Regions from separate parts of the Homo sapiens genome. Here region 1 is linked to region 2. A link is a loop called in an ENCODE intact Hi-C map of the cell type or tissue named here. Cell type or tissue: endothelial cell of umbilical vein. All regions are shown on one strand. Each heading gives the region's core, and the rest is flanking DNA. Links, peaks and the distances in the headings are about the cores only.

The links. Peaks named below come from ENCODE experiments on the same cell type or tissue, not always from the same donor. Only the 100,000 strongest peaks of a DNase experiment are listed, where the experiment ranks them.
Region 1: it touches region 2 in a loop (6-fold over the local background); 15 of 110 quality-filtered maps call a loop at or near these places.

Annotation. Positions count from the first base shown.
Region 1 is chr17:28,032,749-28,035,666 of GRCh38, forward strand. It overlaps LOC105371709 (a long non-coding RNA gene), which reads right to left. Exons shown (of 3, transcript XR_934637.4): 3 at 1,392-1,713. Among named protein-coding and RNA genes, the nearest start is that of NLK, 8.5 kb to the right of the region's middle. RefSeq lists an enhancer at 867-2,066. In endothelial cell of umbilical vein, for the core only: no CTCF peak of the experiment used is centred there; a DNase peak (open chromatin) is centred at 1,693; H3K27ac peaks cover 1,392 bases.
Region 2 is chr17:27,978,639-27,981,556 of GRCh38, forward strand. All of the region lies in intron 2 of LINC01992 (long intergenic non-protein coding RNA 1992), which reads right to left. Among named protein-coding and RNA genes, the nearest start is that of LINC01992, 12 kb to the right of the region's middle. In endothelial cell of umbilical vein, for the core only: no CTCF peak of the experiment used is centred there; DNase peaks (open chromatin) are centred at 423 and 1,653; H3K27ac peaks cover 2,129 bases.

The sequences.
Region 1 (2,918 bases), core at 225-2,724, 54 kb after region 2:
ACATGCACGTTGTCCTTCAGCAATACCAAATGCCTATGAGGTTTGTAGCCTTGCTCCCACTCTCTCTTATCGAGCCTCCACCTTTGCTTTGGCATTGATGACTTTATCCCCTGTCACGAAACTGATGGAGGGACTGTAGGGGCTCAGAAAAATGGATGAAGGAAGATGGGAGAAGCATTTTACAATTTACTAAGATTAAAGTATCACATCTCATCTCCCCAACCAACTCCCCAAACAGAAGAGCACTGGAAATAGAGATACCAGGAAAATAATGACAAGTAAGCAACACACAGAAGTGAGGAAAGAGGCCAGGTATTGTGGCTCATGGTTGTCATCCCAAGACTTTGGAAGGCTGAGGCAGGAGGATTGCTTCAGCACAGAAGTTTGAGAACAGCCTGGGCTGTTTCTCTAAAAAGAAAAAAAAAGTGAGGAAGGGAACTACCTATCCCAAGTGGCCACTCTGTGTCAGGCATTGTGCTAGATATTTCATATAGTAATATATGACCTTAGTTAATTTTCTCAATATTACCTTCTACTGCAAAATAGGTGTTATTATACCCATTGAACAGATGAGGAAGCATGCTCAAGTGTCTAGTGCCCAAGGTCAGACAGCTAGAAAGTTTTTCACGGCATCACATAAATAAGATTATATAAATAAGAGTGTATGTTTCAAATAAATATTGCAGACATTGAATGTCTAAATTCTTCAGGGGAGAGAGAGATCCAGAGGGACTTGTATCAGGAAAAATGCTTCATGAAAGTTCTGAGGCTACAGCCCAGTGCAGTGGCTCATGCCTGTAATCCTGGCACTTTAGGAGGCTGAGGCAGGCAGATTCTAATGAGCAACAAGGCAAAACCCCAGCTCTACAAAATACAAAAAAATTAGTCAGCTGTGGTGGCACATGCCTGTAGACCCAGCTACTCAGGAGGCTGAGGTGAGAGGATCACCTGAGCCCAGGGAGGTCGAGGTTCTCAAAAAAAAAAAAAAAGACAACAAAGAAGAAGATCTGAGGCTCCAAGAGCAAAGCCTTAAAAGTGAGTAGAACTTGGGTAGAAGAAGAGGTAGAAAGATAAGCCAGGCCCGAAGCATGGAGACAGAGAATGGACGTAGTGTGACCCAGAGGAATGTGTGTGCTAAAAGGTCGGAGGTGATCCTCTTGCCTTCTGCTAACAGTTTTGGGTAAGAAATGTTAAAAAAGTATCATGCACCCAGTGAGGGAGGCCCCTGGCTGCCAGGCTTGAAAGGGTAAGAATTCTCTGCCTGTCCTTCCTGGTACTCCATAGCATCACTTCTTTGCCCCTTCCCTCCAGCTGTGGGTTACAGTGGGAAGTGGGCCAGCCCCAGCTTTGTCACTCACGAGATGTGTGAGATTTGATAAGGTACCTTGACTTCCCGAGTCTGTTTCTTCATTTGCAAAATGGGACATATTGACGATTGATCACATGAGATAACAGGTGTTGAGCACCCAGCACTGTTGAATGTGAGTTGCTCCTTTTGTAGTCCTTTAATATTCCTGGGCCTGGCCCAAGTTCTGCAAAGTCTTTGCAGACAACTCATGGGGTGAGCCAGTTCTTGGAAGAAAGGGAAGATCACCTCCCACTTCCTGCACATTATATTCCTGCTTATGCATTCTGATGTCCTGCTTGCTTTTTTAGGCTCTAAGTGCTATCCTGCTGACTCACTTCCGACTTCTCGTTCTTCATGCTCAGCTCCTGAAAATGGAACAAAATGGAAAAGGCCGGAAATTGTACTGTCTGGTGATGTGTTTAAGGGGCCAGCCACTCCACGTGGATGGAATGCTGGGGACATGAACTGAGTGGTGCCCAAGATGATTTCTCCACTGGACACTTGGGACACTTTGCCTTCGATTGTAATACCTGTACTAATAATAACCATCCCACTTACTGCTAGCAAGCCCCAGGCTATGTGCTTTCCATGGATTGTCTCTTTGAATTATCACAACTGCATCTGTCAGGGAACCTCTCTATTTTACAGACAAGGAAATTTTTCACACTAAGATAGGTTAAGGAACTTGCCCAAGGTCACATAGCTGGTAAGGGACAGATTAAGGATTCAAACCCATGATCTAGATTTGGGCTGTCTAATATAGTAGCTACTAGCCACATGTGGCTAGTGAATTTTGTTTTCCTTTTTTTTTTTTTTTTTTTTTAGATAAGGTCTCACTCTGCTGCTCAGGCTAAAGTGCAGTGGCATGATCATGGCTCACTGCAGCCTCAACCTCCCTGGGTTCAGGTGATCCTTCCACTTCAGCCTCTTGAGTTGCAGGGACTACAGGCACATGCCACCATGCCTGGCTAATTTTTTTTTTTTTTTTTTGATAGAGATGAGGTTTCACTATGTTGCCCAGGCTGGTCTTGAACTTTGGGCTCAAGCGATCCTCCCACCTTGGCCTCCCAAATTGCTGGGATTACAGGTGTGAGCCATCACACCTGGCCTCTTTTAACTTTTTAGTGTGACTACTAGAACACAAAATTTCATATGTGGCTCTCACATTTCTCTAGGACAGCACTGATCTAAATCATGAACATTATTTTTTTTTATTATACTTTAAGTTTTAGGGTACATGTACACAATGTGCAGGTTAGTTACATATGTATACATGTGCCATGTTGGTGTGCTGCACCCAGTAACTCATCATTTAACATTAGGTATATCTCCAAATGCTATCCCTCCCCCCTCTCCCCACCCCACAACAGGCCCCTGTGTGTGATGTTCCCCTTCCTGCGTCCATGTGTTCTCATTGTTCAATTCCCACCTATGAGTGAGAACATGAGGTGTTTGGTTTTTTGTCCTTGTGATAGTTTGCTGAGAATGATGGTTTCCAGCTTCATCCATGTCCCTACAAAGGACATGAACTCATCATTTTTTACGGCTGCATAGTATTCCATGGTGTATA
Region 2 (2,918 bases), core at 301-2,800:
AATTGCATGGACAGAAGCCAGAGATGGGATGGTGCTTCTGAGGAGGGTACAGGAAAAAAGGGTCTCACCTACATGGCTGGTGGAAGTTATCAGTTCCATGGGTACAACCTCTGAGAAGCCAATCTAGCAATAATCTTTGAAATTACAAACATACATATCCTTTCACCCAGAAATTCCGCTTCCAAGAATTCAACTAGCAGATATACTCCCACGTATGCAAAATGGCATGCTTACAAGTTATTCAATGCAGCATTGTTTGCAATAGCAAAAGGTTGAAAATGACCTACACGTCCACCAACAGGCTGGTCAAATGAATTCTAGGACATTCATACAAAGAATACTCTGCAACGGGAAAAAGAATAAAGTAGTTCTTTATGTTCTGGTAGGAAATCATCTCTAAGAGTGTTGTTCGTGATAAAAAGCAAGGGAAGTAACCAAATGCAATGTGTGGACCTTACTTGAATTTTGATTCAAACAAAACAGCATTTGTTGAGAGAGAAAAAAAATCAAGGAAATCTGAATGCTGACTAGGTAGCTTATGGTATTAAAGAATTATTGTTTTCTTTTACATGTGTAGAGGTTGTGTTTTTTCTCAGGTAATTTTCTTTTAGAAATATATGCTGAAGAATTAATAGATGAAATTATATGATGCCTGGGATTTGATTTAAAATAATCAGGGGGAGAGGGAGAGGAAGTGAAGATACAAAAAGATTGGCCGAGTGTGGATCATTGTTGAAGTGGGTTGATGGCTATATGGGGGGTTCACACTGTTTTTTCTACTTTTGTGTATGTGTGAAATTTTCCTGCAATAAAAGCTTCTTAGAAAGCAAGGTGCAGACTGGTGTATTTAATATGCTGCCACCAAAACTAAAAAGAGAAGACTGGCCGGGCACGTTGCCTCATGCCTGTAATCCAGCACTTTGGGAGGCTGAGGTGGGCGGATCACGAGGTCAGGAGTTCGAGACCAGCCTAGCCAATATGGTGAAACTCTGTCTCTACTAAAAATACAAACATTAGTCGGTCGTGGTGGTGTGCGCCTGTAGTCCCAGCTACCCAGGAGGCTGAGGCAGAAGAACCACTTGAACCTGGGAGGCAGAGTTTGCAATGAGCCAAGATCACGCCACTGCACCCCAGGCTGGGCAACAGAGTGAGACTCTGTCTCAAAAAAAAAAAAAAAAAAAGAAGAGCAGACCCTCACCAAACAAGTGTATATATATATATGTGTGTGTGTGTGTATATATATATATATATGTATATATATGTGTGTGTATATATATATGTGTGTATATATATGTGTATGTATATATGTATATATATGTGTATATATGTATATATATATGTATATATAGAGAGAGAGTGTGTGTGTGTATATATAATGTATATAATATATATATACATTACGTATATATGGTATATGTATGTATATAGATATATTGTGCATGCATGTGTGTGTGTATGTGTGCGTGTGTGTATGTTGAATGAATGAATGTCCTCCTGGGACCTATCAGGCTATCTTTAGGAATACAGTTAGTTTAAAAAATAAGTATTACATAATGTGAAAAATGTGGGAATACAAAGGAGGAAATGAATCATCTTTAAGGGGGAGAGGGGCTGGTTGAGGAATGTTGCTGGAGAGGAGATGACGTCTGAGCCGCATCCTGAAGGGTGTCAAGGAGCTTGGCAGGTGAGGAGTGTGAGTTAGGAGTCAAGCATTTTGTACTGAGGAAAAAACAAGAGCAAAGGTCAGAAAATTTAAAGAATAGAGTATGTTTAACTAAAGACACTGCTTTTGTATTATTATCAAATCATACTATTGTCTTATATGGAGAACTTTAGCCACGCCTCTTCAATTCAATTCAAAGGGATTTATACATCCACACATACAAAAACAGTAGGAACAATATACTTGCCTATTTGCTTATATACTTATAACAAATCTCTGGAAGAAAACATGCAGCTGCTAAAACTGTTTGCCTCCAGGAGGGTAGACTAGTGGCTGGGGGACAAGAGTAGGAAGGAGATTTTTTACTGTTTTATTTTTTGTATCTTTTGAATTTGGACCCAAGTAAATATATTATCTTAAACAAACAAACAAAAAAGGCCAGGTGCAATTGCTCATGCCTGTAATCCCAACACTTTGAGAGGCTGAGGCAGGCGGATCACTTGAGGCCAGGAGTTTGAGACCAGCCTGGCCAACATGGCAAAACCCCATCTCTACTAAAAATACAAAAATTAGCTGGGCATAGCAGCATGCACCTGTAATCCCAGGTACTTGGGAAACTGAGGCAGGAGAATCACTTGAACCAGGAGGTGGAGGTTGCAGTGAGCAGAGATCACATCACTGCACTCCTGCCTGGGCAACAGAGTGAGACTGTCTCAGAAGAAGAGGAAGGAGAAGGAGAAGGAGAAGGAGAAGAAGAGGAAGAGGAAGAAGAAGAAGAAGAAGAAGGAGAAGGAGAAGGAGAAGGAGAAGGAGAAGGAGGAGAAGGAGAAGGAGAAGAAGGAGGAGGAGGAGGAGGAGGAGGAGGAGGGGAGGAAGAGGAAGAGGAAGAGGAGGAGGAAATTAAACAGAGTGAGACTATCTCAATAGAATAAGAAGAGAAAGAAGAAGAAGAACAAATTAAGCAGAGTGAGACTGTCTCAATAGAACAAGAGGAAGAAGAAGAAGAGGAAGAAGAAGAAGAAGGAGGAGACAGAAGGAGGAGGAGGAGGAAACTAAAATTAAACAGAGCAAGACTATCTCAATAGAAGAGGAAGAAGAAGAAGAAGAAGCAGCTAAAATTAAAAAAAAAATAAGATTTGGAATTACAGAGAACAAGCCTGAGTAGCTTGGGTAAGTTATTTACCTTCTATGTCTATGAATTTCTTTTCCTATCCATGGAATGGGGACAATGACATTAGTATCACCTCATAGGAGT